Linked DNA regions of Homo sapiens: regions 2, 3, 4 and 5 are each linked to region 1. A link is a loop called in an ENCODE intact Hi-C map of the cell type or tissue named here. Cell type or tissue: chondrocyte. All regions are shown on one strand.

The links. Peaks named below come from ENCODE experiments on the same cell type or tissue, not always from the same donor. Only the 100,000 strongest peaks of a DNase experiment are listed, where the experiment ranks them.
Region 2: a loop joins it to region 1, with 5 times the contacts of the local background. A loop is called at or near these places in 25 of 110 quality-filtered maps.
Region 3: a loop joins it to region 1, with 2.2 times the contacts of the local background. A loop is called at or near these places in 3 of 110 quality-filtered maps.
Region 4: a loop joins it to region 1, with 2.4 times the contacts of the local background. A loop is called at or near these places in 10 of 110 quality-filtered maps.
Region 5: it touches region 1 in a loop (2.6-fold over the local background); 7 of 110 quality-filtered maps call a loop at or near these places.

What each region holds. Positions count from the first base shown.
Region 1 is chr5:75,334,025-75,339,024 of GRCh38, reverse strand. It overlaps HMGCR (3-hydroxy-3-methylglutaryl-CoA reductase), which reads right to left and starts at 1,805. Exons shown (of 20, transcript NM_000859.3): 1 at 1,725-1,805. RefSeq lists enhancers at 775-1,333, 1,334-1,894 and a silencer at 1,574-1,693. In chondrocyte, CTCF peaks have their summits at 2,164, 2,364 and 2,567; DNase peaks (open chromatin) are centred at 1,444 and 1,944.
Region 2 is chr5:75,679,265-75,684,264 of GRCh38, reverse strand. All of the region lies in intron 10 of POC5 (POC5 centriolar protein), which reads left to right. Among named protein-coding and RNA genes, the nearest start is that of POC5, 36 kb to the left of the region's middle. In chondrocyte, CTCF peaks have their summits at 2,619 and 2,827 (motif pointing right); no DNase peak of the experiment used is centred here.
Region 3 is chr5:74,952,978-74,957,977 of GRCh38, reverse strand. All of the region lies in intron 1 of LOC105379040 (a long non-coding RNA gene), which reads right to left. Among named protein-coding and RNA genes, the nearest start is that of FAM169A, 89 kb to the right of the region's middle. RefSeq lists a silencer at 3,320-3,614. In chondrocyte, no CTCF peak of the experiment used is centred here; no DNase peak of the experiment used is centred here.
Region 4 is chr5:74,682,329-74,687,328 of GRCh38, reverse strand. HEXB (hexosaminidase subunit beta) reads right to left here and starts at 2,096. Exons shown (of 14, transcript NM_000521.4): 1 at 1,770-2,096. The coding sequence starts at 2,068. RefSeq lists enhancers at 1,119-1,208, 1,219-1,268, 1,329-1,378, 1,884-2,384 and a silencer at 2,069-2,408. In chondrocyte, CTCF peaks have their summits at 1,759 and 1,962; a DNase peak (open chromatin) is centred at 2,148.
Region 5 is chr5:75,563,596-75,568,595 of GRCh38, reverse strand. The region is part of intron 3 of POLK (DNA polymerase kappa); the gene reads right to left. Among named protein-coding and RNA genes, the nearest start is that of ANKDD1B, 45 kb to the left of the region's middle. RefSeq lists enhancers at 1,543-1,622, 1,643-1,862, 1,817-3,016. In chondrocyte, no CTCF peak of the experiment used is centred here; a DNase peak (open chromatin) is centred at 2,719.

The DNA of each region.
Region 1 (5,000 bases):
TGTCTCTTTGAAGCCAAGAACTGCGTCTTATATGGCAGTCATTTTCAATCCCAACAAGATCTAGCATTCTGCTGCTCAAGCTGGTATTCCAGAAAGAAGGAAAAAAAAAAAAAAAAAAACGAATCTTGCACTGGCAATCAGGAAATCTGGATTCTATACCCAATTAGCTCACATTCTATTACATGTTGTTTTTTAAGTCATATCTATTCTCTTCATTCACTTATGAAGCTAGAGCTCCAAAGTTCTCTGACAAAGATAAGTGTTAAATGGAATCATATGAAACTGCTATTTTTGTAGGTTAGTTGAATTTTAAATACTGGCAATTTCACATGGGTCAACCTAAGTAGACCATGTAATTCCATAATGTGGCTATCTATAGTCTAGAAACTAGACCATAAAGGAATACAAAGAGTGTGTGCATGCACGCATACTCACACTCTTATCTTGAAATGGTTATCCCACATACCCGACAATTTTCATGTTAATGCTGTAACCTATGTGCAATTTTGTTTAACCTTCATGTTACTAATTCCCATTTGTTTTGGCCACCAAGTTTATCATAAGTTCTGGAAGAACACTACAACAAAGCAGGCCTGCAAAATCCAGCCTATCCCCAAAGTACTGTCCAGGTCTTTGCTAGATTATCTCTAAATTGCAAAATGCCTTTCACTGCATGGAGAGGAAAATAAATTCATAAGTAAACAAAAAGTACATTCTCTACCTTGTGGGACGCCGAAATCATGCACATTTAGTATAGCCCAGAAACAAATGCTTCCTACGACTCTGCAGGACCATGTCTAAGAAGGAATATCCTCAAATCCTGAAATATTTCAAACGACTACTTAAGAATGGAGTACATCGACCTCCTCCTACTGCAGAAATTAACTGTTCTATATTTGTATCTCCAAGGTACATTTTTCCTAAAAGAATATCAGCACCAAGGAGACTACACCCCTTACCAAAAAAAAAAAAAAAAAAAGAGGGAGAAGAATCTTTTGAGTCATTGTGCGAATCCCCACGTTGGGCTCCGCATCCTCTCAAGCCGTTCTCCTGTAAATAACCAGACACATCTACACCAATCCACGGTTCTTTCATGGTTCTAAGTTAGTCAGCAGTATTTACAGAGATCTTTCCCGTCACCTAAAAGAAAGGTGCTAACGAACAGCAGTTCCTGGGCGTGAATGCCCGGATCCCGGGATGCAGGCGCTTCTCCCGTCTGCCCTGCGAGCTGCCGGCCCGACAGCCCCATAGACCCCTAGCATTTCTCGAATCCAGGGGCCTCCGAGGTCACCCTGCCTGACACCCTTTCCGCCCCGATTTTCGTGACCGTGCAGCCAGCACTGCCTACTCTGACTGAACAGGGACGATGAACGCAGCTACGCCCCGCGGGTCCACCGATGATGACCGCAGTCACGAAGAGGCCAGACCGCCGCCCGCCTCTCAAGCCCACCCCGGGACCCCGGGTTACTCCGGCACTGATGCCGGCCGCCGCTCGGCCTGCCGGGCCTCAAGGACATTCCTTGCAGTCCCCGCGGGTCCGAGCTGCCACACCGACAAAGCGCAACCGCAGCCCCCTCCAGGTCCGCAGGAGCTGCCGGTAGCCACTTCCCAGGGCCGAGGGAAGCTCCAGAATTGCCACCAACACAGCCCAAACCCCGCTCCCACCCATCTCCGCCCCGCTCCCCGCCGCCCCTGCCCCTCTTCTCGGTCACCGCCCGCCTCACCTCCAGATCTCACTAGAGGCCACCGAACCCCGGCGCCGACGCTCAGCCTGGCTCCAGTTAACGCAGTCGCGGAGCGGAAGGAGCCCTCACCTTACGCACGCTCGGAGCTGGACGAGCCTTCGACCAATAAGAGAGGATCGTTCGATTGTCTAGCCAATCGCCTGGGGGCTGCTCGGCCTGACGGCGCTACGTCACGAACGGTCGCCTTAACAACCGCCCACAGCTCTCTGCAGGGCCAAGAACAGGCACCGCACCATCTCTCACCACGGCTCGGCCAACCAATAGCCGTTCGAGTCCCAGCACTAGGGCCTGCCTATTGGTCCTAGAGCTGTGGGGGCGCACGCATGGCAGCTGCCTAGGCGGAGGCGATAGGGGACCAGGCGGGTGGAGTGTCCCACAGCCTCAGTGCCTGACCCGTGCTCGTCCTGGCTGTGATAGTACAGTAGGAGGCAGTGATAGGAAGCAGAATCGGAGCGTGAGGGAAAACGCAGGGTCAGGTCGATGACTGAAAGCTCAGTTACTAGCGCGGGAGAGATGGAGGGAAGCGGAGGCGGCCATGAGAAAAAGAGGAATATAAAAAAAGGGAAGGTGGCGGCGACGGGCACCTCAAACCTGTAACTGGCCGGTAGCCGAAACCAGCGCTTTCCCGAGATTTACCCATTAGTGTAAATGGCTCCGGTCACCTGCGTCTCTCTCTCTTGTGTGCGACATCCATTGCATACTGGATTCTCTCTGAAATGTGCCTCTCCTGCGTCTTCTGTGCGTTCCTTCTGCTCTCCGCCTGGTGCAGGGCTTTATTATGTCTTACTTAAAACAGTGCAATAGCCTCTCCTAACTGGTCTTCCCAGTCTTACACGCATGCACTTCCCAATCTGTCCTGCAGAACTCCCACATGCAGTATGTGGCATACTACTTCCTATTATGCCATAGACCCAAATCAGCGTTTCTCATTGTCTACTGGATTAAAGAAAGAACCTGTCACCACTAATATGGCCCCACCACACATTTCTGACGTATCTCTACTTTCCTGTGCGAACCTTACAGTTCAGCCAGGAGTAACTGGCCCTTCTTCAGTCACACTCAGTACCTTTTTACCTCCCTGCTTATGTTCTCTTTGTTTACCTTGGATATGCCTACCCATTTTAACTGCTGAGATCCTAAATATCCCTTAAGGACTTTTTCATATGCCACCTCCTTTCCTAATTCCCTCAAACACATCATCACTCCCGACCTTGAAAACCCATAAAATTTCCGTAGTATTTTTTTATTTGTCTTACTATCGTATGTGGAAATTTATTAAGGACAGGAATTGTATTTCACTCAATTTTTAAAGCCCATATTTTGAAACACATTACGAAGAAAACACTAAACACTCCTTAGTTTTAATAAATGATTATAGATTCTTATAATCCTTATATAATAGGTATTATTCCCATTTTACAAAAAAGTAAAAATTAAAGTTTGTCAAGCAACTTGCTGTAGATCACATAGATAATGAGCAAAACTGGAATTTGAACCCAGATCTAATGCTTAGGCTGGTTCTACTGTTCCCCACTGCTTCAGTGTAAGACCTTCATTCATATCTCTTTACCAAATGTTGCCTTTGAAATGCTCATTATGTGAAGTACACACTGTGGTTGGCATGGGAGATATAGTGACAAACATGACAGACATAGTGCCTGCCTTTATGAACCTTGCACAGTAAAGAAAACGGGTGAACTACCCAAAGATTGCAGTGTTCTCTTAGCAGCCTTGTCAAAAAAAAAAAAAAAAAAGAGAGAAAAGTGTGTAAGTACCGAGAGCCTAGAACCTGTCATATTTTTAATGCCGCTAGAAGTCTCAAGGACCAAATATCTCAGAAGTTACAGGTTGTACACATGCCTACTAATGTAATTCAAATAAGGACTAAAGTTGTTACCAAAACAGGCTTTAGCCCAAGATTTAGAAATTTTCATTCGCAAACTGCCTAATTGGGAACTCCAATAGGAATATGAGTTCCAAAGCAAGCAATAAAGAAACACCAGTTGTCTAGTTTTATGCTCTTAAAATAAATTCTATATCCTTCCCAAAAGGTATTTCAAAAGAATCTTTATAGCACTTAACTAATAATTTGTACTTAGTGATAAATCACAAAATTTGGTATGGACACAAGGTAGAAAGGGAGGGTGGGGGAAGCGCCAAGGAAGTCCATGTGCCGCTTCCTCATATGCATTTAACCCTTCAAGGAAAGAGTTTATAAAAGTATAATTTTTTTATTTTTAGAGACAGAGCCCAGGCGGGCGTGCAGTAATGGGTCCGGAATTGGAGGGTTCTTGGTCTCACTGACTTCAAGAATGAAGCCGTGGACTCTCGCGGTGAGTGTTAACAGCTCTTAAGGTGGCGCGTCTGGAGTCTGTCCCTTGTGATGTTCAGATGTGTTCGGAGTTTCTTTCTTCTGGTGGGTTCGTGGTCTCGCTGGCTCAGGAGTGAAGCTGCAGACCTTCGCGGTGAGTGTTATAGCTCTTAAGGCAGCGCGTCCGGAGTTTTTCGTTCCTCCCAGTGGGCTCTTAGTCTTGCTGGGCTCAGGAGTGAAGCTGCAGACCTTCGTGGTGAGTGTTACAGCTCATAAAAGCAGCGTGGACCCAAAGAGTGAGCAGTAGCAAGATTTATTGCAAAGAGCAAAAAAACCAAGCTTCCACAGTGTGGAAGGGAACCCGAGCTGGTTGCCAATGCTGGCTCAGGCAGCCTGCTTTTATTCTCTTATCTGGCCCCACCCACATCCTGCTGATTGGTAGAGCCGAGTGGCCTGTTTTGTCAGGGCACTGATTGGTGCGTTTACAATCCCTGAGCTAGATACAAAGGTTCTCCACGTCCCCATCAGATTAGTTAGATACAGTTTCCACACACAGGTTCTCCAAGGCCCCACCAGAGCATCTAGATACAGAGTGTCGATTGGTGCACTCACAAACCTTGAGCTAAACACAGGGTGCTGATTGGTGTGTTTACAATCCCTGAGCTAGACATAAAGGTTCTCCAAGGCCCCACCAGAGCAGCTAGATACAGAGTGTCGATTGGTGCACTCACAAACCTTGAGCTAAACACAGGGTGCTGAATGGTGTATTTACAATCCCTGAGCTAGATATAAAGACTCTCCACGTCCCCACCAGACTCAGGAGCCCAGATGGCTTCACCCAGTGGATCCTGCACCAGGGCTGCAGGTGGAGCTGCCTGCCAGTCCCGCGCCGTGCGCTCACACTCCTCAGCCCTTGGGTGGTCGATGGGACTGGGCGCCGTGGA
Region 2 (5,000 bases), 350 kb before region 1:
TATTTAATTTTATATTTTCTATTCAGCTAACACCTTTCCTTTTTCCTAAATGCAGATATATCACTAACACTGCTCTGTAGTAACTCCATCTTGATCGAGTTTTAATTTGTAATTTGTAATTGGAATGGAGAGGAATAGTTTTTCCTAGAATCAGTGAGCTGCTATTAGAGAAGTGCCAAGAGGATAGTGTTAAATGGGGATGGAAGGTTTGTGTGAGAACTTGCCTGAAATGAAATTGATCAAGCTGTTAATATGGTAAGAGGCCGGGCATATTGGCTCACACCTGTAATCCCAGTACTTTGAGAGGCTGAGGTGAAAGGTTTGCTTGAGGCCAGAAGTTTGAGACCAGGCTGGGCAATATAGCGAGACCTCATCTTTACAAAAAAGTAGAAAATTAGTCAGGCATGGTGCTGTGCACTTGTACTCCCAGCTACTCAGGAGGCTGAGGCAGGAGGATCGCTTGAGCCCAAGAGTTCAAGGTTACTATGAGTTATGACTGCACCACTGCACTCCAGCCTGGGCAACGAGCAAGACCCTGTCTCTAATTTTTTTTTTTTTTTTAACTAGAGTTTCAGATGAAGCACATCGTGGCTCTAACTCCTTAGCCTCCTGTTGTTAAACTTGTATTCTGCAAACCATGTTTCTCAAGTAAGGGTGGAGTACAGATGCAAGCCAAGCTTATCAGACTCACCTGTGCAGAGCTAGCAGTGATTAGTTAGTCAGTTTAAAAAAAGCCATGCGCGGCGGCTCATGCCTGTAATCCCAACACTTTGGGAGGCTGAGGAGGGTGGATCACGAGGTCAGGAGTTCAAGACCAGCCTGGCCAAGATGGTGAAATCCTGTCTCTACTAAAAATATAAAAAATTAGCCGGGCATGGTGGTGGGCACCTGTAATCCCAGCTACTTGGGAGGCTGAGGCATAGAATTGCTTGAACCAGGGAGGCAGAGGTTGCAGTGAGCTGAGATCACGCCACTGCACTTCAGCCTGGGCGACACAGCGAGACTGTCTCAAAAAAAAAAAAAAACAACACTGTTAACTTCTTTCCTGCTGTGGTGTGGATCTGGTATAAAGGCATGTATAGTTTTATAAAGCTCCTGAGATGATTCTGATTTGCTTGTCTTCCTCTTCTCCCCAACTCCTAACCACTTACATAAGAGGAAAGAAGAGGCAGAATAAGTTTTAGGTCTTAAAATTCCCTTGGCAGGCCATCAGAAGGTGCCATTGCTCTGGACGGCTGTCTGTAGCTAAAGGAGGTATTGAGACAGACAAGTGGTCACCTTTAGTATTCTAACAGGTTTGAATTTTTACCTTTCGAGAGCTACTAACTTTGGGAGAAAATACATTGAGATCAGTTATTTACCAATTATTGACACAAAGAGTTTGAAAAATATCTAGCACATGGCTAAGAGAAATTTATGTGGGGGAGCTGTGACTTAGAAATAAGACATTGGCCGAGCACAGTGGCTCACGCCTGTAATCCCAGCACTCTGGGAGGCCGAGGCAGGTGGATCACAAGGTCAGGAGATTGAGACCACGCTGGCCAATGTGGTGAAACCCTGTCTCTACAAAAATACAAAAAAATTAGCCGGGCGTGGTGGCATGCGCCTGTAATCCCAGCTACTCAGGAGGCCGAGGTGGAAGAATCACTTGAACCCGGGAGGCAGAGATTGCGGTGAGCCAAGATCATGCCATTGCACTGCAGCCTGGGTGACAGAGTGAGACTCTGTCTCAAAAAAAAAAAAAAAAGAAAGAAATAAAACACTAAAATTCAACTCTGACATATTTTCAGCTGTGTTTGTTTTCCATGATTACACATTTTGAAGTGTGATCCTGCACAGATGACCTCATTTAAACATTCACTCACTGTGTTTATGTTCTGGTTTCTCATTCATCTTGCATATGCAGTTAACACACGCGGAGCTAGATTTTTCAAAATTCTCTTCCTAAAATGTAACTTCATGGGTACATCTGCATTTATATGTAAACCTGAATATGTATGGGAAGAACTGAATGAATGAGTTTGCTTAGCACCCTTTTTATTGCTAACTTTTTGAATAATCTGGTCATCGGAGATAGTGTTGAAGTCTTTGAAACCTGAAAACCATAATATTCTGTAGACAGCCCTTCCCTGTCTGCCCTATCCCACTATATCCACTTCTTCAAAAACAGATACACACTCCATTTCAGTCACATAAGTAAGTGGCCTTTAGGGCCAGGGAGAAAAGAGAATCACAATTAAATCTATCTCTAAGTATAATCTTAGTTTTCTTCCTTCCTTATATAGTTGAAATACTCAGATTTACCTCAAATATGTGTTTTTGTTTTTAAAAGAAACTTGATAACAAAAGTAGGAATAAATCCAGTAGTTGGCTAACTTACTGTGAAACCATCATTGTTGGGAATAGGAAAAGAAGAGAGAGATTTGCAATCCTGGCTTGGTTATCTTTCTTGTCATTTTAATCACAGAGGCTTCCTATGAACATTCAAAAATTTTTTTCAGTTTTTCTTGGTATTTCCAGTAGCTAAAAGGAGATAGGTCCAGAAAGTACAGAGAATTAGCAAACAAATAACTGGAGAATGGAAGATTACCATGCTAATAAAATAATATCTTATTTTAAAATATTATTATTTTAAAAAATTATTTAAATTTAAATAAAATTATTTAAAAAATAATAATATTAAAATGATTTTCTTTAATGCAGACATCCTCAGTATGTTAAAGACAATATCAGAATTTCATGGTGGAAACCATTTTTCAAAAAAGGCTGGACAGTTATACAAGCAAGCATATTGCAGTTCATAAAGTTGAACAGTAGATGGCATTTTATTCTTTTTCTAACTTCAATTGGAATAATTGAGGGGAAATATTTTTCACTGAATTTTAAAGCTATTTGGTAAAGACCTTTAGTAAAGTTTCTCTTCTAATTTTCCTCTTCATTTGAATAGAAAGTGAAAGGGTATCATTAGGGAGTTGGTACTGCGTTCTCCATTTTATAAATGAAGAAATTGAGGCTTAGAGAGTATGCAACTTGCCTAAGGACACGATTAGTAACTGATTTGGAATTCAGACTTTGAAAATCTGATTTAGACCTCTTACTCTTAACCAATGATCTGTACTGTCTCTCTGTCAAATATTAAGCTACAAATACTGTTTTTAATGTCATTTCATTTTTTTTCTTACTCCTTTCAATTTTGTTGCTTATGTTGATGTGGCTTAAAATGCTAGAATTTTTATTTTTATAGCATTTTTTAAAGTCAGCTAAGCTGATAAATTTAATGAACTCCAACATGATTGGTACCAGTAAGTGGTCATTTAATTTGCAGAGAATGATACATACCTAATGCATTATTTTATCCTAAAACATAAATATGTATTAATTTGCTGGTTTTAAATGTGGAGCCAAACTGAATGTGGGGTCAAAGATTGTAATTGTCATCTTTTTAATATAAACCACACCCAATATATTTTCTATGATCTCCAATTTCAGTTTCTGTAAAGCATGAACCTAACAAAACTTTCCAAACAATCTGATTAGAGAATCCTTCTAGGTTTTTCTTTCCTCCCCCTGATTAGTAGCAACTTTTTTCTAATAATTTATCTTTATGAATTATTTCTAAATTGTCCTTATGCATTTTCAACTTTTTCATCAATTTATACAATTTTTAATACATTAAATAAACATTAACAAGTACAAGTGACAAACCATCTGAAAACAAGCAGCCGACAGTAAACATGCGAGCCATTTAAGACAACTTCTATTTAATTCAATGAGCGTATAGAGATTTCTTTTAGAAGTCTTTTAGAAGTCATTTTATTTACAGGAGTATATATTTTCAAATTATTGAAGGCATTCTAAAGCAATTCTGAGCTGGGTTGAATGAAGCTTATCATCTATGAGCATTTTTCCTGCTACTCTAATTTTCTTCAGTCCAGACTTCTCTAGTTTTTCATTCACACCTGAAGCTCCAGGTGAGAATCATGGCTACTGAGAGGACACCCCTCAAGCGTGATTGGGCAGGAGGAAAGTTACAAACTCAATTGTACTTATTTCCACATTTTGGCAAAGAATATTCCTGCCAGCAATTAGTTTTCTATTTTGAAATAGCATTTAAGCATCTTCAGGAGTTTGTAAAATCTTTTTTGTCCCTTATTGTAATAAGTAATAGGACAAAGTTTCCCTCAGGCCAGAAGCATGAATTTAGTCCACAAAAACATATTTGTAAATATTTTTAAATCTGAGATTTAGTTTTTCAATTTCATAAGATCCATAGAAGTTTATGGTTTAAAAAGCCAAATCATTTTTACAAGGACTATAGTGAGAAACAGTCTTCTAAATTCCTCTCCCTAACTCTGTTAGCTGTTTCTTCTGTTTCCATTTTTTCCTAAATAGTATGTTTATATCATTATTTCTACATTTATTAATTTCAAACATTATCTGTTAACTTATTACAGATAAGAGGACTTGGCCTCCTGATGCCACCTTATTCCTTCTCTCTCTCTTCACTTTCCTTATCCTCCCTGTATGTTATAGATATTCCCATTTCAGATTAAATCATTTATGATTACTAATATAGCTAAGCCATGAATGTGTACTATGACTACATTTCCTTTCTGGTATAATGTTTTGTTCTTAGAATTAATTGCTTCATTTTTATCTTCGGTTTTCTATCCAACTATAGTGAATTATTTCCAAACTCTCCAAGGATTACAAAACCCCACTGAATGCTGTTTTCCATAGGGTCTTCCAAAAACATCAATACTCTGTCATTTTAATTTTCCCAGAGACATCTCTCCTGAAGCCCACTCTCTTCCCATTTCAGTATACAGCTGTGACTGTGTGTAGCTAGATGCAGCTATATGGAGAATCACAGATGAACTATAATAATCGGGAAAAGATTGATACTTAATAAATGCCTTTGGAAAAACTGTTTAGAGAAAAAATGAATTTAGATTAATACTTCACACTGGAATTTCAAATGTTTTAATAAGCTAAGCCAA
Region 3 (5,000 bases), 380 kb after region 1:
AAGATTGTATTTTTAAAGGAAGCTAACACCCCCTCAAACAAAGGATCTCTGTATTATTAAACTTTCCAAATGAAGCCTCTGCTAAGTGCACACCCCAAATACGCTAGCAGTTGTTTTCAATGATTTCATAGGGTAAATATACTGTTCTCCTCCAAAAATAACTTGCTCCTTTCTAAGTCAGGCTCCCTTCTCCATTTTTTCCTTGAAGCAAGTTTGAGGTGCCCAACATTGTATTAACTTTGTTTAGGATCCACCGTAGTCAAGTAGTGGACATCTACGAAGGCTGTTTGAGCAAAAAACCTGTACTTATGCATCTTTCTGAAACATGGTCTTTGTAGTGGACACACACTGGGCTGGCTTCTGACTCAGCATCATCCTGGCTGTGCATTCAAGCCTGGCCAGGGCCAGGTGTCCAAGAGTAGAAGACATTGACCCAGATTGGGCTAATCAGAATTTGAATAGAATACACAGAAGATGGGCAGAGTTGAGGCATCTAATGCCAGTGACATGGAAGAGTCTAGGAGCTCCAACTGCTGCCTGGGATCTTGCCCTTTCCTCATCCTACCCTTTCTAATATTTAGAATCCTCCCAGAAATCTGTTTTTTATTATGTTGGCTAAAGTTAAATGTTAATCAGTGTTTTAAACTGAGAGGAGTCTCCAGGGTGTTATCATAGAACTCTATCACTAGCCCAGTGTTCCTTGTCACCTTTGTTTGGAGCCTTAGATTAAACATTAATACTTATCATTGGCTGAAGCCTGAGCTCTGCATTTCTTTTCTTTTTTTTGATACGAACTCTCACTCTGTTACCCAGGCTGCAGTGCAGTGGCGCATTCTCTGCTCACTGCAACCTCTGCCTCCCAAGTTCAAGTGATTCCCCTGCCTCAGCCGCCCAAGTAGCTGGGTTTACAAGCATGTGTCAACACACCTGACTAATTTTTGTATTTTTAGTAGAGTAGGGGTTTTACCATGTTGGTCAGGCTGATCTCGAACGCCTGACCTCAAGTGATCCACCTGCCTCGGCCTCCCAAAGGGCTGGGATTAAAGGCGTGAGCCACCGGGCCCAGCCAGAGCTCTGCATTTCTAACAGGTCCCGGGTGCTATCTATGCTGCTGCTCTGCAGACTACATTTTGAATAGCAAGGCCTTAGAATACATAGAAGCTATGGTTATCAAATCTGCAGCTGCCCTCAAGTTTAAAAGAAAAGCTAACATGGAATTACTGAATCTGGGCATTTACATCCCAAATTAAGGTTAGATTAGAAATGGCAGGACTAATAATAGCTAACATTTATTGTAATAGATACTGGCCACTAGACTATGTTCTTCTGTATTCTCCAGGCATCATCCTAGCAAGCCCTGAGATGAGCGGTATTATTATCCCATTTTAGAAATGAGTCAAGTAAGGATGTGCCCAAGGCCATGGTTGGTAGGAAGTTTAGGCCAGGTGAAACACAAGCCATCAGATTCCAGAGCCCTTGATAACATCGCACAGCAGTGCCGTTCTGAGGTATTCAGGCCAAAGCCAAAGAACCGCATGCTTGAACATGTACAGCATGATATAGAGAGCCCTTCTGCCTCAGGCAGGAGGTTGGATCAGATGACCTCCAACCTCCCACCTAACCAAGAGCCTGGCCTTTCCAAGTGGAACACCTCCATTCCTCTTGTCTCCTCTCCCATCAGCTGATACTGAAATGGAGAAAATGATGTATATATCGTGTGTGTGTGTGTGTGTGTGTGTGTGTGTGTGTGTTGGTATGGAAAGCGAGAATTATAAGGGATACGCTTATGTGATTATGGAGGCTGACAAGTTCCAAGATCTGCAGTCAGCAAGCTGGAGACCCAGGAGACCTGATGGTATAGTTCCAGGCTGAAGGCCAGCAAGCTCAAGACCCAGGAAGAGCTCATGGTTCAAGTCCAAAGGCAAGGAAAAAAATGATGCCCCAGCTCAAAGGCAGTCAAGTAGGAAGAACTCCCTCTTAATGGGGAAGAGTCAGCCTTTTGTTCTATTTAGGCCTTCAGTGGATTAAATGATTCTCAATCACATTTGGGGGACAATCACATTTACACTATCTATTGATTTAAATGTTAAACACATTCAAAAACACCCTCACAGAAACACTCAGAATACTGTTTGACTAAATATCTGGGCATCCCATGGCTCAGTCAAGTTAACACATAAAATTCACCATCCCCCACACTTTCTCTTGAGGATCTCCCCAGCTGACATTTTCTCTTGCTTTCATGGGCTGAGATGGCCAATTTCACCTGGGGCTGGCCCCACTTGACACAGACTACAAATTGGGATTTCCCCCTACCTGTGCAAATGCAAATTCCAATCAGCTTTTTAATCAATAAATGGAATTCCCTCAGTGAAGGGTTATTCTGTTTTCTCTTCTTTAGAGTTAAATGGTTTATCTAGAAGCCTCTAGATAATATCTCCATCTTCAAAATATAAGCATTTATGACTGAAAAAAAAAGTGTCAGTCTTTTGAAAATTATGTTGATGAGTTCAACTCTCCATCATTGTAAGGTGCATGGTGTAAAGGGACTGTGCATGCTCACATCCGAATCACTCAGTTGGGGTCACTAGAAATATTGAAACAAAAGCGTAAATAAGCAATAGATAAATAAGCAAGTAATCTCTCTCACATCCACATGCAAACCTCTCTTAAATAGCACTGGAGATGGCATCTGAAACTGAAGAGAAAATTATATCCAGTGAGGCAGAGAAGCGATTTTATAGTAACTCTTTCTTGTTAGCAAAGTTTAGTGAATAATATTTAAGTAACGAGCAAGAAGTGAGTCACCATAATCATTATTTTTTCTATGCTTGTGGAATGCCATCGGGCAGCTTTGTTCCAGAAAACTATGCATAAACACATTTCTCAAGCAAATAATTTACAGTGAGATAAGGCAGAAAAGGCAGAGATAGCAGGGTACAATCTGTGGAATTCTGTTAATTCAGTACACTGAAATTATTCATTTTTTTTTCTTTTTCTTTTTTGGAAACAGGGTCTAGCTCTGTCACCCAGGCTGGAGTGCAGTGGTGTGATCTTGGCTTACTGCAGCCCCAACCTCCTCAGCTCAAGTGATCCTCCTGCCTCAACCTCCCCAAGCAGCTGGGACTACAGGCACGTGCCACACCTGGCTAATTTTTTACAATTTTTTTGTAGAAATGGGGGTCTTGCTCTGTTGCTCAGGCTAATCTTGAACTCCTTGGCTCAAGCTATCTGCCAGCCTTGGCCTCTCAAAGTGCTGGAATTACAGACATGAACGATTGCACCCAGCCAAATTACTCTTAATATTATTAGCTGACTTATTTGCAAAGAAGTATGAGTGATCTTTGTCCCAAATACATTGTGTAATTACTATCTCTCTCTTGTGATATTTGATCTTCCTGGAAATGCCATGATTCAACAGACCAAAGGAAGTCAACTTTCAGGACAGAGCAGGAAGCTGCCAGGGCCTGGTTCTCTCTGATCCCAAGCTGGCCATCACCACGACTAAAGTCACAGTTCAAGGATGCTGATGCTATGAAGATCTGCCTCCTTGATAACTCCATAGATGGCAGACAGACACAGAAGGTGGCTGCTGGGGCACTGTTTGGCCTTGAGCAACTGCTCAGGAATGCAGTCCAAAGTTGGTGGTTCAAAGGCTTCCCACTACCTTCACCATAAAGAATGAGTCCTAAGCATGGCTGGGCCTCCTCCAGCCCTTGTCTACTTTCATTCCCAGGATGTGCCATGCTCCTTTCCCGTCACAGGGCCTCCCCCCATGCTCTTCTTATCCCCCATTACACGTTCCCCTCTCCTGTTTCTATAGATGTCCCCTTTTCTGTCACAGACTCACAGACTTCCCTGACCTAATCAGGCGATTTCCCCTTTACATATTCTCACAGTATCTTGTTCCTGTGCCTCACAGCTCTTGTTGCAGCTGTAAGTTTATGTGAGCGTAAATTCCACCCTCGTGTTGGTGTCTCATGGGAATCGTAGGCCCAGTAAGAGCAGTCCCATCTGGTTTTGATGGCCACTGTGTCCTTGGTGAGGATGTGGCACATGGAATGTCCTCAATTACAAATATTTGTTGAATGAATGATTGCAAGAATAAATGATAGTGAGGGTGAGGGATGTTGTGCCTCAGGCTTTTTCCCAGAGCTAGGGAAGGGCGTGATCACCATGAGTTCCATACCCTTGTAGTTCTGTTTTTGGCTCAGTCCTACGCATGCATGCATATTAACATGGGACTGGTGAAAGGAAAGGAATGGTCCACATCACAGCTTAAAAGCTCAGCCCTCAGGTCAGACCCTCCTGGTGTGAAATGTTTCAAACAAGCTTGGGCAAGTTATTTTAACTCTGCCTCCTCAGTTTTCCATATGAAAATAGGGTTGGGGGCTGGGCGCGGTGGCTCACGCCTGTAATCCCAGCACTTTGGGAGGACAAGGCAGGCGGGTCACGAGGTTAGGAGATCGAGACCATCCTGGTTAACACAGTGAAACCCCGTCTCTACTAAAAATACAAAAAAATTAGCTGGGCGTGGTGGTGGGCACCTGTAGTCCCAGCTACTTGGGAGGCTGAGGCAGGAGAATGGCATGAACCCGGGAGGTGGAGCTTGCAGTTAGCCGAGATCGCGCCACTGCACTCCAGCCTGGGTGACAGAGCAAGACTCCGTCTCAAAAAAAAAAAAAAAAAAAAAAAAAAAATATTGGGTCAGGGATGGTACCTGACCCCACTTCCTCTTCAATTACATGAGATCGTGCAGGAACATATTTATATACAGTAAATGCTCAGTAAGTGTTAGCTGATATTATTAGAGGAAAGACTCCAAATCCTCAAAAACTCCCCACCACCTTGATCACGATAAATCAGGTAGGTACATGAAACTTAACCTTGAAGCAAGAAACATGTTAGAATATCTGAAAGCTTATCATACGAGTTTTTTAGTACCAGTAATTCTATGGGAGTTGGTGAAGAGTGAGATTTAAGAGTGATGCATTTTTAAC
Region 4 (5,000 bases), 650 kb after region 1:
CCTAGACTGTGTGTTCCTGACCACGTCGCACTTTGTGAACACTCCCATATTTCCAAATCTTTCCAACTCCACTGTGCTTTTACTCTGAGATACCTGCTGCTCCTTCTGAGTTCCTAGAATGCTCACATGCATGCCTTCAAGTCTTAGCCATAAGGGCCAACACATTTTATGACCTGCTTCCTAATAATACCAGGCATAATTAATGGCTGCTTCACTCAGAGGCCATGAGTTAGGCAAACTCTTCAGGTAATCACCCGCACATGCCTTGAAATACCAAGCCTTGCCTTCGAACCATCTCAGCTGATTTAAGTCCTGGTTATCTACCTATTGTTAACTTACATCACCCATGCTTTCTTGTCACAGTCAGTTCAGCATATTACCAAGTCCTTGTTTTACTTAGCAGTATGACACAGAAGGAAAATCCAATTCTACAAGCTGAACTCCAAGGCAAACATAATAAGCGTGTTTGTTTTTAAAAAGATTTCCAACCCTAGTCATGATCTTCTGAGACAACCTTCATGTACTTTCCATGCAATCTTTCTGAATATCCCAATGCAACCAAACACTTTGGTTCTACATCTTAACCCCACTCTGGCCTTAGCAGATTGGATACCAAAGGCTCATTAGTGTGTGTGTCTAAAATAGAGACTGATAATACCCATTTAGTTGTACAAAACAGAAGGAAACCATGAGCCTTCTGATTGTAGAGAATGAACCATTTCTGCCATCAGCATCTTGGGCCTCTGCAGCTTGAGCCTAGGCACCTGTCCTATCTGGGGTCAGAACACATTATTCAGTTAGTTTGACATTCCCTCCCCACCTGTTCAGGGTCCTGCAAGCACACTTAAGCTCTATAGTATCCACTGGGTACAGCGACAGGCTTGGGGAATGCCAGGAGGCAGTACAGTTAGCACCAAATTACAATTCTGCAGGGCACGATACGCCTTCAGGACAGTCCCACCTACACAGGTCTCACACTGAGGGGACAGTGTGTGGCGTCTTCAAACATCTCCCCAGGGGAACCTGCCTTGTCTATGGTGTGATTGGCTGACTCCCATGACAAAACTCACCCTGTCTGCAGCCAAAGGGTGAGAGAGACAGAGGCGCTATCTAGGGGTCTGTAAAAGAGGAAGCAGGGAGAGCAGGCAACATGATCGGTGTTGAGAAACAAAGTTGGATACTGCCTAACCACTGACCGCAGAAACGTAGTCAGATGCAAACATGTCACATTTTATATGGAAGAGATTTTAGGAGAGAGGGCAGTTTTAGGCAGTGCTCGAAACTGAGGACTTCTGCCATTTGAGCTGTTACCAGGAGATGTGAGGAGAGGTGAGGGGGCGAAACTGGCCTATAAATGACAGTCAGCTTTGGGGGATTCCTGGTCCCTCAAGAGAGCTTGTCTAAGCCCTTCGGGTAACTTATCCCTTTGCACGTCCTTCAAATAAGGAGCTGTCACTTTCCTCCCCAGCTCCGGTGTCCCCTCCGTCCATGCCATTTGCCCAACAAGGCCTCAGAGCAAACTCCCTCTTCCACTTACTATCCGGCTCTCAAACCAGGGTTCCTGAGCACCCAAGGTGTCCCTTAAGAAGCAGTAGGAGGGTGGGGGCAAGAGCGTGGGTTCAGTCCATGTGGCGCTGGGCAGATCGCCTGCCAGCTCCCAGGCGGTTTCTCGTCTGCGCAGTGGGGTGGTGAGGGTCTGCACAGCGCTCCGGGGTGGTCCGCCTCTCCCCTCCCCCAGGACAACTCCCGGCCGGGCCGGGAGCGCTCACCGTCGAAACGCTTCCTCCAGCAGGGTGCAGGAGGGGCCCGCCGTGGAATTGGGGCTGTGGCTGATGTAGAAGTTCTCCGGGGCGAGATGCAGCAGGTTCGGGGTCATCTTCACCAAGAGCGGCAGGGGCCACAGCGCCGGCCCCGGCTTGGCCGAGACGCTCGGGGCCCGAGCCGCCTCCGCCACCTGCACCACCAGCGCCACCTGAGTCAGCAGCGCCAACATCGCCGCCAGCAGTGTCGCCAACAGCAGCGCCAGCAGCATGGGCGGCCGGGGCAGCCCCAGCCCGCACAGCTCCATGGCCGCTCGGCTGCTTTCCGCCCGGTCTGCCGAGCCGGAGCCTCGGGACCCGACTTCCCGCCCGGCCCGGATCAGAGGAAGCGCGGCCGCGGGTGAGTCACCGAGTCAGATGACTGCGCGCGCCCGCCCCCGACTCCGCCTCCAGGCCCCGGGAGCGTCCTCGCCCAGCCCGCCCTGTCCAGGTCACCTCGAGAATTTCCTCCAGGGGTGCCCTCGGGTAGGAGCAGAGCCCAGACAGCAACCTCAAACACGGGATGGCTAAAGTAAGAAAAATGCCCGGTGCTGGCCGTACGTGGTGGCTCACGCCTGTAGCCCCAGCACTTTGGGAGGCCGAGGCGGGCGGATCACCTGAGGTCAGGAGTTCAAGACCAGCCTGGCCAAATTGGTGAAACCCCGACTCTACAAAAATACAAAAATTAGCCGAGCATGATGGCGGGTGCCTGTAGTCCCAGCTACTCGGGAGGCTGAGGCAGGAGAATCTCTTGAACCCGGGAGGCGGAGGTTGCAGTGAGCCGAGATCGCACCACTGCACTCCAGCCTGGGTAACAGAGCAAGACTCCGTCTCAAAAAAAAAAAAAAAAAAAAAGAAAAGAAAAAGAAAACGGCCCAGTGCACAGGCTCGGGACGCCAGGCCGACACCGGGTCGCCGCTCACGCTGTCAACACGGGCGCTCTCCTGTGGATCCCTGGCTTCGGTGAAGCTGGAGAAGCCAAGCTTGAGGAGCACCTTTCTCCTCTCAGCCCAACCACCAGATAACCGAGATGAGAGCTGAGTTTATTTGCTCCTAAGTCTAGGCTTTTCTGTAACAGCACTTCAGCTGTGGTCAATAAAGCCTTCCTATCAGAACTCCCTGGGGCAGAGCATGCCCAAGGAATCCTGAGAGAGAACATCTTGGCTCATCTGTGTGGGTCCCGATATAAAGGATCCCAACTGACAAGTTTGATTTCATAACCCATCCCTAAGGAAGAGCCAGTGAAGTCACATGACGAACACGGACTGGAGATGCCAAAGGGAGAAGAGGTGTTCTCTTACCAGAAGGAGAAAACGCTAGGCAGACCAAAACCACAGATCTGCTATATAAGTATTCTGAAAATGAGGGTGGAAGAGCTTTAAGGAAAGACTTCAAAGAAATGTAATGATTAGGCCAGGTGCGGCGGCTCACGCCTGAAATCCCAGCACTTTGGAAGGCGAAGGAGGGCGGATCACAAGTTCAGGAGTTCGAGACCAGCCTGGCCACCAAAGTGAAACCCCGTCTCTATTAAAAATACAAAAATTAGTTGGGCGTGGTGGCGGGCGCCTGTAATCCCAGCTACTCAGGAGCCTGAGGCAGGAGAATCGCTTGAAACCGGAAGGTGGAAGTTTTAGTGAGCTGAGATCACACCTCTGCACTCCAGCCTGGGCAACAAGAACAAGACTCCATCTTAAAAAAAAAAAAAAAAGAAAGAAAAGAAATGTAATGATTATTGGGCCTCAGAAAATGAGACCCCAAAGTGTGGCACTTTGGCATGTTGAATACTTGGAACTGAAGAAAAGAGAGTCAGAAGATCTTTCTGACCTTCTCCTGCCTTTCTTTCTCCTGCTCCCCTTTCTTCCCCAGAGCAAGCCATAGAAACTAGAATTCCTCTTTTTCAAAATGGGTCACAGAAACTAGAGCCACTGTTGGGCATGGTGGCTCACGCCTGTAATCCCAGCACTTTGGGAGGCCAAGGCAGGTGGATCACTTAAGGCCAGGAGTTCGAGACCAGCCTGGCCAACATGGTGAAACCTCATCTCTACTAAAAATACAAAAATTAGCTGGATGTGCTGGCACACGCCCGTAATCCCAGCTACTTGGGTGGCTGAGGCACAAGAATCACTTGAACCTGGGAGGCAGAGGTTGCAGTGAGCCGAGATTGCACCACTGCACTCCAGCCTGTGCCACAGAGTAAGACTCTGTCTCAGAAAGAAAAAAAAAAAAAGAAGAAACTAGAGCCCCTATGCCCCCAAAGCCAGTCATAAAATCTAGAAATATTACTCTAATCTTGCCGTGTCTTTCTGTAGGAGCCAGCCATAAAGAGGTTCTCTGACCTACCTTGTCTGATAGTGGCTCTCAAGACTTTTGTTCCAGAGTGGCCCTGCACCGTATCCTGGAGGAAGGAATACCACACAGAGAGGCCAAGAAGAATTTGAACAGACACATCTTGCCAGGTTTCTCCTCTCTATTACCATTAGGTTGATCATATCCTTTTTGCCCAATCGCATTTCTGCCTGGCTGTCTGCTCTGCATCAAACCTAAACATCAAAATAGGCAGCTTTTCCTGGGTCTTTGAGCCTTCATTCTGAAGGCTCCCATGTCATGTAAAACTGATTAAATAAATCTGTTATGCTTTCCTTGTGTTAATCTGCTCTTTTGTTATAAGAGTGTCAGCCATGACTCATGATGGATGAGGAAAGGTATCACATCTTTCCACCCCTACATGGTGCATGTTTAAAATTCTTCCATAAAAGAAAACTTCAGTGGCACACTATTCTCCCCTATTCTTATAATTAAGACAAATATAATTTGCAATATCCATCTTTACTGCCACTTTTTACTGTCAATGGAAGCACGGCATAATGTTTCCAAGATTCAATCATCAATTTATGTTGTTGCAATTACTATATACTTAATTACAACTTCACATTGCATACTAGCTATCTATTGCTGTGTCACAAATTACTCCAAGATTTAGGAGCTTAAAACAACAACAGATAAATAATAAGATAAATATCTCACAGTTCTTGTGGTTCAGGAATTTAGGAGTCTTAGCTGGGTGATTCTGGATTAGATTATCTCATGAAGTTGCAGTTGTCTGAAGGTTTTTTTCTTTAGGCTTGGCTAGTGCTGGAGGATCTTCTTTTTTTTGTTTTGTTTTGTTTTTTTTGAGACGGAGTCTCGCTCTATCGCCCAGGC
Region 5 (5,000 bases), 230 kb before region 1:
TTCTTAATCTTTAAAGAATTTTAGTTTCTTCAGAGAAAACTAACAACTTAGTTTTACAACGAGAAAGAAATGAAAGGGGGTAGAAATAAACAAAGGAAGCAAGTAAGAAAAGTGATTTTGCAGCAGACATACTCATTTCTAACTTCCATTTTTGTGGCCGGCCTCCACTATCAAGGCAAGAAAGGCTAAATACTCACTTTCCCAGCTTACCCTGCAGCTGGAGGTGGCTGTGTAATAGTTGTGATCTATGCAACATAGGGAAGTTACCAAGACCATTAAAGTAAAAATCATAAGAAAGCTATTAAATAAGCTGGAAAATATACAGAACATAGAACAGTACCTGGTACATGGCACAAGTTCAATAAATACATCTATTACTAAAAGGATCAATGGATAGCTGCATAATAAAACATTAAAAACTGAGAGAAAAACAGCCAGCAATGAGCAAGTGGGGTCATCTATGGAACGTGGAGTTCCCTCTAGCAAGTTTTCTCAAAGGTGGAGAGCTATAGGTGTATATGTGGCTTTTTCCCTCATGTTGTACTCCAGCTTTGCCTCCACTCTGCAGAATTTTTTTTATGTCCTTCCTTCTTAGTCTTACTGTGACACTAGCTGCCCACTAGTCGCAGGTTAAAACTATAACTCCTCTTTTAGAAGCAATCACCCTGACTCATGTTTGTCTACAGGAGGTACAGTGAAATCTGTAGGAGGCTTCCCCTTGTTTAGGCTACAGCTCACTGAATGACCTGGGTTGCTCTATGCCTTCCTCAGGCTGTTCCTCTGTCTAGAGTGCCTTTCCAAGCTCTGTCACAAGCCTTCAAGGATCAGCTGAAATATCTCTTCGTATCTTAATGGAATGTCTGTCCTCTGTGCCACAGAATTTAATGTTCCTTGCTTTCCTGCTCTTGCATGGCACTTACTGTATTAGATACTAAATTGTCAGTTCCTTCAGGAGAAAGACCTTATCTGATTTCAAATTATTTTCTCACAAGAGAGACGGGGAGGGGAGACTAGAAGGAGAAAAATAATGAATTTATAGCAGTATATTAAAGTTGGTTTAAAAAGTGAAAGGAGTACTAGTAGAAAAATCTTGAAGAAGGCTAACTTCTTACAGTAAAATCCCATACCTAATAAATGGAACCTTTCAATATTACCAAAATTTAACATGCTAATTAAAACCTACTTCTTTTAGTACCTCAATTCTGAACCAGAGAATAGCACCATGACCACATATAAACAAATTATGGAGATTAACAAAAACAAATGTAAACTAAAAACTACTCTATTTTAATCCAGAAAATATACCTAAGAAATAACAGTCAAATGAGAATAAGAAAGTGGCATCTGAAATACTTGGACATGGAATCATCTAGAAAAGAAAAAGATAATAAATAGAAAGCAAGTCAAATGGGAAAAAATTCTCCTCAGACTCATATATTAATGCTATAATAATGTCTTCAGCAAGCTATTCTCTTTTTTTGTGCTTAAAGCAAGTGTAGTTGCCAAAAGGAAACCTCTCCACTGCATGACTCATACATTCCACTTTCCTTTACTATCTCTCATTAGTCACCCTTGTCTGAACTCTTTTCTTTCTACATCAACCAGATGCATGCCACTACTGCTTTTAAAAGTTTCTTCAACTGAAATCCCCATTCATATTGTCCTTTCTTCCATTTTCCAATGACTTTCAAGTTCTGATCTGAGTCTCCAACATGCACGTTGTTCCTTTTGCTACTGCTCAAAACTGGTGTGTGTCACACTCGTTAAGAATAACGGCTTCGGGGATTCCCGGGTAAGATGGCTGCAGCTCCCAGTGAGACCAAGGCAGAAGGCAGGTGATTTCTGCATTTCCAACTGAGGTACCCGGCTCACCTCACTGGGACTGATTAGAAAGTGGGTGCAGGCCACGAAAGGCTAGGAGAAGCAGGGTGGGGTGTCACCTCACCTGGGAAGCACAAGGGGTCTGGGAACTCCCTCCCCTAGCCAAGGGAAGCCGTGAGGGACTGTGCCGTTGGTGAGGGATGGTGCTATCCAGCCTAGATATTACGCTTTTCCCACTGTCTTCACAACCTGGAGACCAGGAGATTTCACGGGGTGCCTACACAACCAGGGCCCTGGGTTTCAAGCACAAAACTGGGCGGCCATTTGGGCAGACACTGAGCTAGCTGCAGGAGTTTTTTTTCATACCCCAGTGGTGCCTGAACGCCAGAGAGACAGAACCGTTCATTCCCTGGGAAACGGGGCTGAAGCCAGGGAGCTGAGTGGTCTGGCTCAGCGGATCCCACGCCCACGGAGCCCAGCAAGCTAAGATCCACTGGCTTGAAATTCTCGCTGCTGGCAGAGCAGTCTGAAGTTGACCTGGGACACTCCAGCTTGGTGAAGGGAGGTGCGTCATCCATTACTGAGGCCTGAGTAGGTGGTTTTCCCCTCACAGTGTAAACAAACCCAGTGGGAAGTTCGAACTGGGTGGAACCCACCACAGCTTGGCAAGGCCACTGTAGCCAGACTGCCTTCCTAGATTCCTCCTCTCTGGGCAGGGCATCTCTGAAAGAAAGGCCACAACCCCAGTCAGGGGCTTATTGATAAAACTCCCATCTCCCTAGGACAGAGCACCAGGGGAAAGGGGCAGTTGTGGGCACAGCTTCAGCAGACTTAAACATTCCTGCCTGCTGGCTCTGAAGAGAGCAGCGGATCGCCCAGCACAGCGCTCAAGCTCTGCTAAGGAACAGACTGCCTCCTCAAGTGGGTGCCTGACCCCAATGCCTCCTGATGGCAGGGGTTGACAGACACCTCATACAGGAGAGCTCCAGCTGGCATCTGATGGTGCCCCTCTGGGATGAAGCTTCCAGAGGAAGGAACAGGCAGCAATCTTTGCTGTTCTGCAGCCTCCACTGGTGATACCCAGGCAAACAGGGTCTGGAGTAGACCTCCAGCAAACTCCAGCAGAACTTCAGAAGAGGGTCCTGCTAGAAGGAAAAATAACAAACAGAAAGCAACAGCATCAACATCAACAAAGAGGATAACCACGCAAAAACGCCATTCAAAGGTTACCAAAATCAAACACTAAAGGTAGATAAATCCACAAAGATGAGGAAAAAACAGTGCAAAAAGGCTGAAAATTCCAAATAACAGAACACCTCTGTTCCTCCAAAGAATCCCAACTTCATGCCAGCAAGGGAACAAAACTGGATGGAGAATGAGTTTGACAAATTGACAGAAGTAGGCTTCAGAAGGTGGGTAATAACAAAGTCCTCCGAGCTAAAGGAGCATATTCTAACCCAACACAAGGAAGCTAAGAACCTTGATAAAAGGTTACAGGAACTGCTAACTAGAATAACCAGTTTAGAGAAGAACATAAATGACCTGATGGAGCTGAAAAACACAGCACAAGAACTTCGGGAAGCATACACAAGTATCAATAGCTGAATTGATCAAGCGGAAGAAAGGATATCAGAGACTGAAGATCAACTTAATGAAATAAAACATGAAGACAAGGTTAGAGAAAAAAGAATAAAAGGAACAAACAAAGCCTCTTAGAAATATGGGACTATGTGAAAAGACCAAACCTACATTTGATTGGTGAAACTAAAACTGACAAGAAGAATGGAACCAAGTTGGAAAACACTCTTCAGGATATTATCCAGGAGAACTTCCCCAACCTAGCAAGAAACGCCAACACTCAAATTCAGGAAATACAAAGAAAAACACAAGATACTCCTCGAGAAGAGCAACCCCAAGACACATAATCATCAGATTCACCAAGGTTGAAATGAAGGAAAAAATGTTAAGGGCAGCCAGAGAGAAAGGTCAGGTTACAAAGGGAAGTCCATCAGAATAACGGCAGATCTCTCTGCAGAAACCCTACAAGCCAGAACAGAGTGGGGGCCAACATTCAACATTCTTAAAGAATTTTCAACCCAGAATTTCATATCCAGCTAAATTAAGCTTCATAAGTGAAGGAGAAATAAAATCCTTTACAGACAAGCAAATGCTGAGGAATTCTGTCACCACCAGGCCTGCCTTACAAGAGCTCCTGAAGGAAGCACTGAATATGGAAAGGAAAAACCGGTACCAGGCACTGCAAAAGCATACCAAAATGTAAAGACCACTGACACTTGAAGAACCTGTATCAACTAATGGGCAAAATAACCAGCTAGCATCATTATGACAGGATCAAAATAAATGCCCCAATTAAAAGACACAGACTGGCAAATTGGATAAAGAGTCAAGACCCATCAGTGTGCTCTATTCAGGAGACCCATCCCATGTGCAAAGACACACAACGGCTCAAAATAAAGACATGGAGGAAGATTTACCAAACAAAAAAGAAAGGAAAGAAAGAAAAGAAAGAAAGAAAGAAAGAAGAAAAAAAAGCAGGGGTTGCAATCCCAGTCTCCGATAAAACAGATTTTAAACCAACAAAGATGAAAAGAGACAAAGAAGGGCATTACATAATGGTAAAGGGATCAATGTAACAAGAAGAGCTAACTATCCTAAACATATATGCACCCAATGCAGTAGCACCCAGATTCATAAAGCAAGTTCTTAGAGACCTACAAAGAGACTTAGACTCCCACACAATAACAGTGGGAGACTTTAACACCCCACTGTCAACATTAGACAGATCAACGAGACAGAAAATTAACATGGATATTCAGGACTTGAACTCAGCTCTGGACCAAGCAGACCTAATAGACATCTACAGAACTTTCCACCCCAAATCAACAGGATATACATTCTTCTCAGCAACACATCGCAATTATTCTAAAATTGACCACATAATTGGAAGTAAAACACTCCTCAGCAAATGCAAAAGAACAGAAATCATAACAGTCTCTCAGACCACAGCGCAATCAAATTAGAACTCAGGATTAAGAAACTCACTCAAAATTGCACAACTACGTGGAAACTGAACAACCTGCTCATGAATGACTCCTGGATAAATATGAAATTAAGGCAGAAATAAGTAAGTTCTTTGAAATCAATAAGAGAACAAAGAC